Regions from separate parts of the Mus musculus genome. Here region 2 is linked to region 1. The links are chromatin loops, found by intact Hi-C in ENCODE. Cell type or tissue: heart. All regions are shown on one strand. Each heading gives the region's core, and the rest is flanking DNA. Links, peaks and the distances in the headings are about the cores only. Region 1 has its middle 27 kb from the start of Nkx2-6. Region 2 has its middle 52 kb from the start of Stc1.

Region 1 (6,508 bases), core at 1,622-4,121:
ATGTAAGGAAGATAGCTGAGCAAGCTGAGGGAAGCAAGCCAGAAAGCAGTGATCTCTCATGGTTTGATTCCTGCCTCGGCTTCCTTTGATAATGGACTGTAACCTGTAAACCAAGTGGACTCTTTCCTCAATTAAGTTGCTTTTGATCAAGGTGTTAACCATAGTAACAGACAGCAAATGAGGACCTATTAGTCCATTCTCGCATGGTATAGATGAGGACTAGAACCTGCATTCTGAAAACCAGCTTCTCTGCTAAGGGAGTTCACTTGACAATTCTGTGTCATATATTAGAAAAATATTTCAAACGTCTTGACTCTCTGTGCAGAAACTATGACATCCTCTGGATTAAACAAGCAAAGTAAAATAAAGCAAAACAAACAAACGCTCAAGCAAGAGAAACCAGGAAGAAACCTTCCCCAAGAAGAAAGGGCCATGTCTTAGGCAGCTCTCACCAAAGTCATGATTGATTCCTGATGAACTTGGGTTTCCGTTTTTATGGTACCAGAGACAGTGGAGAAAGACCATGGCTCATCAGGTATTGATATGTTGGTAGAAGACTCTTCACATGGGATTCTGTGTGGTAACACGGTCTGTGAGAGTGGGCTGGAGAGGAAGTCACAGCTAGGCAACTTATCTTACCAAGGCAGAGAGTAAATAAGACATTTGAATGTTCATATTTAACACTGGCATTGAGATCCAAATCCACACTACAAAGTTTATGAATTCATATTGGCAGTACTCTAGGGAACAGGAAACAAAGGCAGAAGTGAACACACACACACACACACACACACACACACACACACACACACACACATGTACGCACACACGCATACATGCACGCACACATGCATGCAGGCACACATGCATCATACAGGCACATGTGGCAGCTTGCTCCTGTAGTTTCAGCAAGGTTGGCCTCTCTAAGATCCCGTAGTAAAGACAGGTTGCCTTTCAAATCTGGAAGACTGGAGGTGAATAATTTTTTCTTCTTGTTTAAATTTTTTCTTTTTTGAGTCAATTTTTGATCTCTCTGTACAACCCAGGCTTACTTTAAACTCACTATGTAGCCCAGGCTGGCCTCAAACTTGCTGTGCTCCTGCCTCAACCTCCCTGGGATGGGATTAGAAGTCTGCTATCAGTAGACCTTGCTAAATAGCTGTAGTCTCCTGGGAGGCAGTTTTACTTCTCACTGAAAACAGGTAATGTGTATCCCCCAACTTGGTATCTGCTATGCATTGTTGGAATATACATATATACATATATATGTATATATATTATAATTATGTATTGTATATTTATTATATACACATATATAATTAAACTGTATGTGTTTTTCTGTGTGTTTTTGACTCTGTGTGTGTGTTGTGTGTACATTCCCGCAGGTTGCCTGCAGAGGGCAGAAGAGAGCCGTGGATCCTCCCTGCCCCCAGCTGGAGTTACAGGCAAGTCCTGAGCCTTGACTGCAGCTTGGCTTTTGTTTGTTTGTTTGTTTGTTTTAACCACAGAGCCATCATCACTCCAGGTTAGCGGCTTTTAAGATTTGGCTTGTGTTACTCTTTTACTCCTCTGCTTCTACTTGGATCTTTCAAAAAATTTTATGCAAGAGAAATAGTTAAAAAAAAAAAAGTTCAGCGGCGATAGAAATGACTGATGTGGCTTCTAAGCTCTCTGTTTCCTGGGTGCCATATTTTAAAAGGTTTTTTTTGTTGTTGGTTTTTTGTTTGTCTCCTTTTCTACTCAGTCACATCAAAGAACAGGGTTTAGGTTAGGAGTCTGTGATGCAGCTCCGGCAGTTGACCAGTAGGGGCAGTAGGGGAAAGAGTGTGCTTCTTTCCAGGGAAGCCAGGCTCCAGACCTTCCAGGAGACCAGATCACTTTTCTTGTTTGGTATTCTCTCTTCCCTCCTATCCACTTCCGATTTTTGCAGACTCAGGTATCGCCATCTCTTATTCCCAACCATCTTGTAATCTGACCGGATGCTGAACACTATCTCTTGCAAAACTCCCTCAGTTTTTTTTTTTCCTCTTTGAATTATGCATTCAGATTTTATTTTTCGTTTGCAAAGCCTGCCCTTCCGTGCTGGGCATTCCCAGGACAAGGCAGACTTACTGTCCTCTCCGCCTCCCTGAGGTGCAGGCTGAGCTGCCTATTTTTGCCCTGTTACCTTTTTGCCTTTGACAGAGGGTATCACTTGCAAAGCCCTTTTGAAGACCCCTCCCTTTTCCCCAACAGCTCTGTAAACTTCCCTCCCTTTGGCACAGTCAACACCCTACCCCTCCCCAAGCCTGAGATCCTCTCATTGTTCCCACTAATCTGGCCATAACTTAACACAAGCACTTTAGCTAAATGACCCCAAGGGCAGGATTCCACCAGCAGGCTGAAGACCTGCAGTTAACCCACACCATCGGGTTAGCTGGCTTCCCCTATTTTGTCTGTAGGGACTATGAAAGACAAAAACAGTAACTTTTATTAATTAAGTTGTTTGTAAGATACAAAAGGCAACACAGTTTAAAAATGACAAGATAAATGTACAATATTTAAAACAAAGTTTGTTGGAGAATATTTGTGGACGTGTGTAAAAACGTGAATTAAACGTGGAGTTAAAAAATTATTTTTATTTTATGTGCATGTATGTACAATGCATGCATGCCTGGTTCTGGAAGAAGCAGAAGATTTTGGAGTCTGGAAGTGGAGTTGGAGGTGGCTGTGAACTGCTCCATGTGATCTAGGATTTAAACCTGGGACCTCTGCAAGAGCAGCTGGTACTTTCTCCAGACCAAATGCAGTAGATTTGTACTTAGTTTTATAAATAACTGAGGGCGAATACAACTAAATGTTAAGTCACCGACTTTCAGTGGTTGAAGTTGGGTAGGAGGGGTGCAGTCATGTGATTGAAAGAAGTGATGGCCTTGTGGGTAATTTTTAGTATTTTAAAAAACAGTTATGAAACAAATTTTCACAGGGCAGTAATACTACCAGACCAGAGAGAAATGTGGAAAGTTTGAGCCAATACTGCCCTCTGCTGGAAATAGTGTATCATGCACCCGCTTGGTTTGAGCATCTTCCTGGCTCCTGGAGAAGGCAGCTGGCTCAGAACATTCTGAAAACCCAGCGAAAGAGAGTGGAGGTTACTCAGGCCAGTGACCTTCATATCTGGCCTGCCTGACAGAATTTCTCTAGTACCACCCACAGAGAATCAAATGTAGTTTGGATTTAAGTATCTGTTTGAAGACCAGTAAAGACTTTCAGCAGAACCTTGGGTTTTTAAATTTCCATTTAGACTGAGATTTAAAAGAACAAATTGTTTTGTATGCACCTCCTCCCCCATCTCTCTGTCCCTGTGTGCTTTGCTCCTGTGTGTGTACCTCTGGAAGAGCAGCAGGTGGCTCTTAGCTGTTGAGCTGTCTATACACTCAAGACTGAGTTCTTTCAATAGTCATGTCATATCTCTGGTTAGAAAGGGCCATGGCATTTTGGGATACACTTATGCAGGTGCAATAAAATCTCTTATATGACCAGGTGAGGTAAGTTTATTTATGATCATTGACGCTATTATCAGAAAGTTTTACAAAAGATGCTGCAAAATGTAAAAAGACTTTTTAAAAAGAGACTTTCAAAATTGAATGCACTAATAAAAAACTAAAACCCTAGTTTCTGTGTCTAAAGCAAGAAGGCTTTCTTCAAAATATGCTTCTTGTGTAACATTTGCAAAAGGTAATTGGCTTTCATGTTTTGTTGAGGCAATTGCTTCTGTCAGGCAGTGGTGGCATGGATCTTTATTCCCAGAACTTGGGAGGCAGAAACAGGTGGATCTCTGAGTTCAAAGGCAGCATGCTCTACAGAGGGAATTCCAGGACAGTAAGGGTTACACAGAGAAATTGTTTCAAAAAACCAAACCAAACCAAACCAAACCAGACCAAACCAGACCAGACCAGACCAAACCAAACCAAACCAAACCAAACCAAACCAAACCAAACCAAACCAAACCAAAAGAGACAATTGCTTATATTTTCGCTGATTTCATAAGGATTTTGACTACCGAGGAAACTGTATATTAACAAAGGCAAGGTTCATCTAAGGGTCTGTTTATGTGCAAATCTTTTAAAGATTTGCCACTTATAAACAGTGGCTATTTTAAGGCTGGTTCTTGTGCACTTAATGTTCTGAGTATGAGGCACAGTTATACACTGGGACAGGCGCCTACATGTAGTCTCTAGCTCTGCGCCCTACATTTGTAAGAGAAGTGGATTTTATAGTTTTGTTGCTACTGTAGTTCTATAATCTTACTGGATCAAAAATTATAAATTTTGTAGGGTTTTATGGGGGTGTAGGACCCTCTGCCCCCAATTCCAGTTTGTCAGAGTTCTGTTCTCAAGTCTAGTCCTTTGATAGATACTGAGAGTGGAAGGAAGCCTTTTGTATTTTTTCACTGGAGGCCAGCATCAGCTTTCCTGTCTGCCTGGTAAACATGCTAAGTTTGCAAGTGTGGAGAAACAGATTTTATCTGATGTTCCTAGAAAAAGCCACACCCAAGTTAAAAAGTCTACAAGGCTGCTTGTATTTCTTGAGAAAGTTGCAGATCAAGAGGGAAATGATCTAAAACTGTCTTTAAGTTTCTGAAACAGTTTTCTCTGCCGGCCTCTGTGTCTGATCCACCATGTTTGTGACTATCAAGAGAAACCTTTGGAATGTAGTAATTTACTAGATCGCTAGTCAAAGCTTTCGCAGAGATCACCCCCATTTACCTATAGCCCTGCCTACCTCCAAGTTTCCACCAACATATTTGCAAAGGGCCCTGATTTGAAACTTTCTCTTGTTCTGCAACTGTAACAACTTTACAAAACGTCTTCCACATTGGAATATGTTGTTGCAGCCTGAATTCATGTTCCCGGGCTAACAGGGCTCACTCAGGAATAAACGATCTCTGATATCTTCTGAGGCAAGAGAGCTGTGTTTTGTTCCAACAAAGGTGATAGTCTGATAGCTCAAGCAGGGAGCATAAGAGCCCCTCTTTCAAAGGCCTTTTCCTTTCCCATTCGGCATAAGAACACAGTTACAACGTATGGCTTGGTGAGATTAGAAATTCAAGAGATCCCATACCTGGGCCTCACTGAGCAAAGTGAACAATGACAGTATTAACTTGCTGTGTGCAGAGGCATGCATCTATTTATCTTGACAAAATTCTTTGGAGATAAGAACAATTCTGGGTCAAAGATTTTTAAGATGGGTGGGTGGCTCCATCCCTCCACTGGGGGCCCTGTCTATTTACTGGAGGTTGTCTCTTCAGGTTCCATATTCCCACTGTTGGGCATTTCAGCTAAGGTCATACTCATTGAGTCCTGCATCCATGTGCAGGCACCAAACCCTGACACTATTACTGATGCCATGGCTGTCCTCTGAGAGGCTCTACCAGCAGCTGAGACAGATGCAGATACTCACAGCCAACCACTGGACTGAGGCTGAGGATCCCTATGGAAGAGTTAGGGAAGGGATCAAAGGAGATGAAGGAGACGGCCACCCCATAGGAAGACTAACAACAGAATCTACTATCCTGGATCCTGGGGAGCTCCCAGAGACAAAGCTACCAATCAGAGTATACATGGGCTGGTCTGTGGCTCCCAGCACATATGTAGCAGAGGACTGCCTTGTCTGACCTCAGTGGGAAAGGGTGTGCCTAATCCTGTAGGGGGCATACTGGGGTGGGGGTGAGGTAAGGGTAGGTGGGTGGGTGGGTGGGAGCACCCTCTTAGAAGCAAAGGGGAGGGGGAATGAGGTGAGGAACTCTGAGAGGGGGATGGGGAAGGGGGACAACATTTGGAGTGCGAATAGATAAAATAATTTAATAATCAAAATTCTTCAGAGATAGGGAAGACATAGAAACAAAGGCATTTATTCACCACTTTCAAAATTTTCAATTGTGTTGTAGCAGGAAAGCAGGGTGCAGAGTGGAGACAAAATGAGCATACAAAGAAACCAGACTGGAGATGCCACCCTGTCAAGGTTAACGTTGTAACTAACAGCATGTTCAGAAAAAGTACGCACAGAATAAATGACCTACAAAGGCCAAAGATGCCATTGAACAACATCCTCCTCCTCCTCCTCCTCTTCCTCCTCCTCCTGCTCCTCCTCCTGCTCCTCCACCTCCTCCTGCTGCTGCTCCTCCTCTTCTTTAAATTTTTGTTTTATACATATAAGCATTTTACCTGCATGGATTTATGTCTACCACATGCATCCTTGGTGCCTTAGTGGTCAGAAGTAGGGGTCAGATCCCCTGGAAATGGAATTATGAATGATTGTGAGTCACCATGTAGGTGTTGGAAAGTGAACCCAGGTCTCTGAAGGGCAGTCAGTCAATGAACTTAATTGCAAAGCCACCTCTCCAGCCTGCCACTGAACACCTTACCCTTTCTGCTAGGTCTAGCCCACCCCTTTCCTCTGTGAGCTTTCTGGTCCTTACTAAACTGTGTGTATCTACCACTTTCCATGTGTCCCTGCCCATCTTCTT
Region 2 (6,508 bases), core at 2,187-4,686, 170 kb after region 1:
GATTTCAGGATTGAATTCAGGCCTAAACTACAAACCCCTTTACCTACCGAGCCATCTCCCTGGCCCTCCCCTCAACATTTATGTAACTCAAGCATCACAACCTCCAGGAAGTAAAAAAAAGAAAACAAGAAAGTCCAATTTGTTTTATCATCCCCATGGCTTCTACAGGGACTCTTCCTCCCCAAAGGCTGTTAGCAGGAAATCTCTGCGAGACCACTTCACATATACCAGGCGGAGGAGATGAAGGAGCAGAGAGCACAGCCATGTGACCTTGGAGACTTTAATATGAGAATTGATTATCTCCAGGTTTGAAACGCTTACCTGATATACAGGGTTACCATGGAGACTAGGGGTGATAATGCTTGAATGATGCTCGCCACAGAGCGTTGCTCACTGCAGGGAACCCTAACACAGCTTTTCTATGTCTTCCAGTGACTTTATTCATGGCACACAGAGGGCAAAGGATGACCTTATGGAGCCAGTTCTCTCCTCCCACTACTCGGTCCTGGGGATCGAACTCAGGTCATCAGGCTTGGCAGCAAGCTTCACCCTGCAAGCCCTCCACTACCTCTTCATTGTATTCTCTTCCCATCCATCTTTAAAGGATCCAGGAAAGAAGGGCTTGCAAACTAGTCTTTAAAGATGGCAAGGACTGCTCAGTTTTTCTCTCTTTAAATATTCATGCTAGCAGAGCCCAGTTGGTGATGAGAGACCGCAGCTCAATGAACAAACTGGCCTGTTAAGCCTCTTCTTTTGCCAGAAGTTGAGAGGCTCCTCTGTCTGATATTTAGAGATTTCACACCAGGTAAGTTTTGGGAAATATTTTACTTTAAAGAAGATCTCTTCCCTTTCCAACTGTGATAATTTAATCCTCTCATTTTCTTTGTCTCCATTTCTAGAATTCCTACCCCATCTTTTTTAACTCTTGGGCTGGTTGTCTTAACTCTCCACACTTGATTTTATTCTCCCTGTTTTATTTACATGAGACATACTCAGCTTTTTGTTCTAATTCTTTCAGCTTAAAAAAATTCTACTAGTATCTGGGGCAGTGGACTGTGCCACCAGACAGAAAAACTGGTAAGGTTGTAGCAAGTTCAGAACCTGGATAAATCTCATAATTGGGAACGGCCGGGGTTTGGACTAGCTCCTGACCAGGTTCCTGTCCTCAAGGAACATGAGCTCATGACCATGACCTTCCACTCAGAAGACCATGACAACCAGTCATGTAACATAGAACCTAGAGTTCTCCATGCTAATGAAGTCTCTAGATAGGCCCCAAGTGTTTATCCAATGAGTTTCCCTTCCTGGGCATCCCTTACTGCAAAAGGTATTTAATCTCTGGTTCACCCTGAGTAATGTGTATGCATCTTCATCTGCCATGAGTAAAAGAGTTTGGATAAGCAAGGACCATCTCCTTCATCAGGGACCGCAGTGGTGGTGATGGTGGGGCTTTGTCATACAGAGCTTTGCCGAAGTCTCCTGAAAAAGCCTCTCCATACTCCTGGCACTCACTCAGAGATAAGCCAGATTCCACCCTGTCTCAGGCTCATCACAGCTCATGGGAGCTGGTCCCCAACTCCTTGCGGTTCTCAGTGGCATCTGAGTGCATGGAGTTTCAGAACCACAGTCTCTGTCCCAGCTCCTGCTATTCACACCCAGAGAAACACAGGCTGGGACCCCTATCTTAGACTTCATCTCGCCTCCCCCGAGTCAGCAGTGTCTGACACCCCAGTGGTGAGGCAGAAATGTAAAACAGACACTAGTATAGTTTCAAATTTCCAAGGCCTCTTTCTGACTCGTTTTCAACAACATTCTTATATCATAGATCTGAATCGAGTCTTTTCCATTATATCTGTTGTACTAAACATGTTCAGTTTTTCTTGGTGTTGATACTATTTCTTAGGTGATAGAATTTCCTCAAAGCTCAGATAGGCTCATATGCTAGTGGAGGCTGTGGCTGGCTGGATCTTTATGTAGGATGCTCAGGTACTCTGGATCATGTGTAAGGAACCAAACATCAATATCTATAGCCTTTTTGTAGTCGTTCTTTTAACTCTATCTTATTCTTTAGAGAGGAACTCTGGTTTCCAGCCTTGGATGGAAGTTAGCTAGCTAGAGTAGAAGTGCCCTTGTCTCCCAAGCTATTCTTTACTCCTGCTCATGACTACTAGTCCTGTTTCCAGAGCTCCCGTGTCAAATCTGTCTAGAGAATAATCTGTTGTCTGTTGAATTTGGCGAGGGCAACAGTTGTTATCTGTGTTGGCTGAGGAACACAGTTTTCGGGTTTGCCTGCTCCATGCACAGAACCTCACAGGGTTCATCTCTTTCCCCTTCCTCACTTTTGCCTTCCCTTCAGAATTTCCTTCTATTAATTCTGGTGAGGTTTTCTGACTGAGCGTCCTTCCTTCCGATGTCGGGGAAACTTCCCTACCATGTAGCCCTCTTGTGATCAGAAGAGATGTGGTGAGAAGTGTACCAAGTACTGGTCCCGTGACAGAGAAGAGTGGGTCACAGTGTCAGCTCTAGTGGAGGTCTTACAGATGCACAGGACAACAGGGCAAAGGCAGGTCCAGTTCTATACTGCTTCCTGGCTCTTCCTGCTCTTTGCCGAGGACTCACATGACAAGTCCTTCATAGAGCCTTCTCCACGATCACAGTTCATACTTCCATGGTGTTTTTCTGGTCTAACTGTTCAAGATCCTAAGCCATGAGTTTGCCTGGGATATCCCCTGTCACTAACTGATCTATTATGTTAGGGACTTACTTTTTTTTTTCTTCCGTGGATGGCAGGCATTTGAGGATGACAGTGACAGTGCTGTATCTGTTGAGACCTTCCTGTCCTATGTAAAAACATCTTTGTTCACACACACACACACACACACACACACACACACACACACATTGTGAAAGCCTTGGGTGTCTGACTGTGAATGAAACATTGATGACAAGGCTGTTAATGTCACATGTTCATGGTTCTCCATGCTTCATAAAGAACCTCCTTGGGTGTTATGGGAGAAGACTGTGTTGAGCCTCTTAACATCTGTGAACACTGGGGCTCAGAGAGGACAGAGGAGAGCCAGATTCTCCTTACAAACTTTATCTGTTGCCCTTAGAGCAGGTGGCTGGCAGGGCAGAGGGAGATGTCTGGATTTTGTGGCAAACTGAGTGGGTCATCTGAGCTCCAATGGGACCAGGCTGGCAGGACCCAGGTGTCACATCTCCTAGGCCACTTAGTCCCCACTTCCTCTTAGATGAATGTGAGATTGTTCAGTCATAAAAAATACAAACATAGTCATAAAACATGCCTTTGTGATGGAAAAAAGTTCCCAGGCCTAGGAATGTGTGCACGTATATGTGAGACAGGCTGAGACAGGTGTCTCTCTTCTTCCTCCACCCCCAGTCAGGCCTGCCCAGCCAGGTGCGATCTCCTGCTACCTTACAATCTGCTGAGAGCCGTGAATGGCTTGTGGCACCCGATACTCTCTCTATCAGGCCTAGAAGCATTTCCCTGAAGGCTTTGCACTCCCTGGGTCAAGAGCTCATTTCCTCCCCTCCAAAACCATGTGCATTTCAGCAGAAATTTAATCTCTGGGGCTCCAAATCCTCCACACTTACATCATTTAAAATAACTTTTTTTTTTTTGAGAGAGAGACATGTGATCCCGTGGAAGTACCTAGGAGATGGTACCCAGCTTGGTAGCCTTCTTCTTTCTTGACTTGAAACCCAACCGAACTCAACCAAACCAAAAACAACAGGAGACAGACAAAAGGAAGGGAGGAGAGAGAGAGAGGGAAAGAGGAAGGGACGAGAGGGAGGGAGGGACTGCAGTGGTCCTATCGCTTTGTATGAGAAGCAGTTGCTAGATTTGGGCAGTGCTGTGGCTGTGACCCTGCATTCACCAGGCTAGGCTTTTCCTCAGAGCAGAGGAGTCTTTGTTCTGGAACAATCCCTCCCTCCCCCGCAATTATCTTTCAATTCTCCACTGGCCTGCCTTAGCTGAGGAACTTATGACCAGGTATGAAATGCCTCTCATTACCCAGTAGCCATTTTAATTCATAGATAATCCCCATCCTAGTTCTCAGGGATGGGTGCTGCCAGCCACTCTCCCAGATTTGCATCGGTGACCCATTGGTACTCTTCATTTACTGGTGGGAGGAGTGAGGCTTCCCAGCATGAAGCAACCTGCTGTCCAATGTCCTCCAGTTTTGGTAGCGGGAAGAAGATACATGTCGAGCTGTCGATTGTCCTTTGGCACAGCTCTAAACAGGCTACTGCGCTGCTTCTGCAGGACTCGTGTGAGTGGGTCCTGGCCAGGTCTCAGGGCTCCTTAGACTTTCCGGAGTTTTGACTTTCGAACTTATTCTACACAGCTGTTAGACTTCAGTGTATGTTCCTACTGTCTACAACACTGAATCTAATTTCACCTAATTTTGGTGGTCTGAGAGCTAACGCTGGGCGATGTCATTGATTAAGTTTGAAATCCACCTATTTCCGACCTTCACGTTGCTTTGCCTGGCTGTAATCCCTCTTCTTCATCTTCTTTTACTGTCTTTCGGAAATTAAATGTTTTTTTCTTCATTTTTACATTTTAAATTTATTTTATTGCTACTAGTGTATTTGTGTATTTGTATGCTATAGCTCTCTGGTAGTGTGAGGACAACTTATAGCTGTGACCCAGGGCTCTTGACCCAGGAAGTGCAAAGCTGTCAAGGATGACCCTTAAAGAGTATCAGGTGCCACTGGGTATTCATTCACAGCTTTTTCTACCATAAATAGTCCTGGGAATTGAACTCACGTTCTTAGACTTGGAGGTAAGTGCCTTTACCTGCTGAACCATCTTACTGGCCCCCGCTTTATCTTATTTGTAGAAGCAGTTCCAGAGGAAGCATTGAATATTGGTAACTTTTAACTCACTATGAACTTAAACCAATCGGGACGACCTCTCGTTGGGGAAACCATCCTACCTCTGTCTCCCTCTGAGATGAAGAATTATGAGTGAGAAAGAGGGAGCAAGGAAGTGACCTGAACAGTTATGCACTTGGTACCAGAGACTGGGCTAGATTCTATCACACAACGTTGCTTATTAGTCTTTCTGTTATTCTGCGGCTACTTATAGACGAGAGATGAGAAGCTTGGAGAGGTTTAATAAATTGCACCATGTTATCCTGGGATGGCTTTTGCTGCCAGGACCTTCCCCACTGCGTCAAGCGTTGGGTGGGGAAGCTTTCTGGGTGATGAGGGTGGGAGGCAGGAGCTACTCTGCATCCTTGAATCAGTTGTGAGATATTGATTGTGAGACTCTGCTGGAACCTTTTTAACTCTTGCGCACTGACAGGGAGGGTCATTCTGGTCTCTCACATTTTCACAAGAAATTAACTGGACCATGCATTTGACTGGAACCTGCTACATGCGAAACAGTGAATGAATTAAAGCAAAAAAGCTACAAGCCATAGCTTGGTCAGTGTCGGTCACAAGCATCCCCAGAAGGTCTCTCTGACCAGGGAGAGACATGTGCACAGGACAAATACCTAGGGATGTGAGAACTCAGGTCTGGCCAAGGAGCAGCTTCCCCTCGGGGAGAACACATCCACCGTCTATGCTTCATTTCATAATATCTGTAATTTCCTTCTATATCACTTTTTTTTGTCTTACAACGCAATTTTGAATTTGATGTTGACTATTTAATCAGCCACACTCACATAAGTAGCTTTGAGACCTAGAGAAGGAAGTTAGTGGCTGTTTTATTTGTCAGCCATTATTCCTTTTGCTGGCCTTGTTCCCCATCTCTGGTTACTTTTCTCATTTAACTGTTGAGAGTCAGATGATGATACGTTGCTTTAGCTGCCAGACAAGAAGCCTTTCTTTTTGAGATGACTCTCACAAAGGGTTTTGCAGAATGGAGGGTTTCTTCTTGTCTCTTCTTTTTCTTTCTCTCTCTCTCCCTCTCTCCCTCTCTCTCTCTCTCCCTCCCTCTCTCTCTCTCTCTCTCTCTCTCTCTCTCTCTCTCTCTGTGTGTGTGTGTGTGTGTGTGTGTGCATTTAAACAGAACAGAGAGTTCGGTGAAGAGGGCCATGTCTTCACCAGTGCCGTGTATCTCCTGTTCCTTCCCTACACTTGGGGAGGGAGAGGGTTTTCACAATCTGTGCACTTTCGGAAGTACTTATGCTTCTTTATTGGAATTATATAACTCACAGCTTGGATGGCACCACAGTGCACTGGAGGACTCTTGTACAAAACCACTCCCCATAGAAAAGAAGCAATTTTATACTAATTTATAGTTCTTTTTTTGTGCCTTTCTCATTATCAAAGTGTTTCATGCAGAAAATTTGAAAAGTACTGATAAGTGCAAATATATATAAATTACAGGGGGAGAACCCTTGAATCTGATCATCTGAAGAAGACCACTGATCATATTTTATTTTAATCCCTAAGCTTTTGAAACACTTTATTAGAAGTATCATACTGTTACAATAGTTCCACATTTATTTTTCTGGCAATATATCACAAT

Evidence for each region. A loop is a pair of places that touch in the nucleus more often than their neighbours do. Peaks named below come from ENCODE experiments on the same cell type or tissue, not always from the same donor. Only the 100,000 strongest peaks of a DNase experiment are listed, where the experiment ranks them.
Region 2: a loop joins it to region 1, with 3 times the contacts of the local background. A loop is called at or near these places in 5 of 42 quality-filtered maps.

What each region holds. Positions count from the first base shown.
Region 1 is chr14:69,141,946-69,148,453 of GRCm38, reverse strand. No RefSeq gene overlaps it. Among named protein-coding and RNA genes, the nearest start is that of Nkx2-6, 27 kb to the left of the region's middle. In heart, for the core only: CTCF peaks have their summits at 1,774 and 3,022 (motif pointing left); no DNase peak of the experiment used is centred there.
Region 2 is chr14:68,974,357-68,980,864 of GRCm38, reverse strand. No RefSeq gene overlaps it. Among named protein-coding and RNA genes, the nearest start is that of Stc1, 52 kb to the left of the region's middle. In heart, for the core only: no CTCF peak of the experiment used is centred there; no DNase peak of the experiment used is centred there.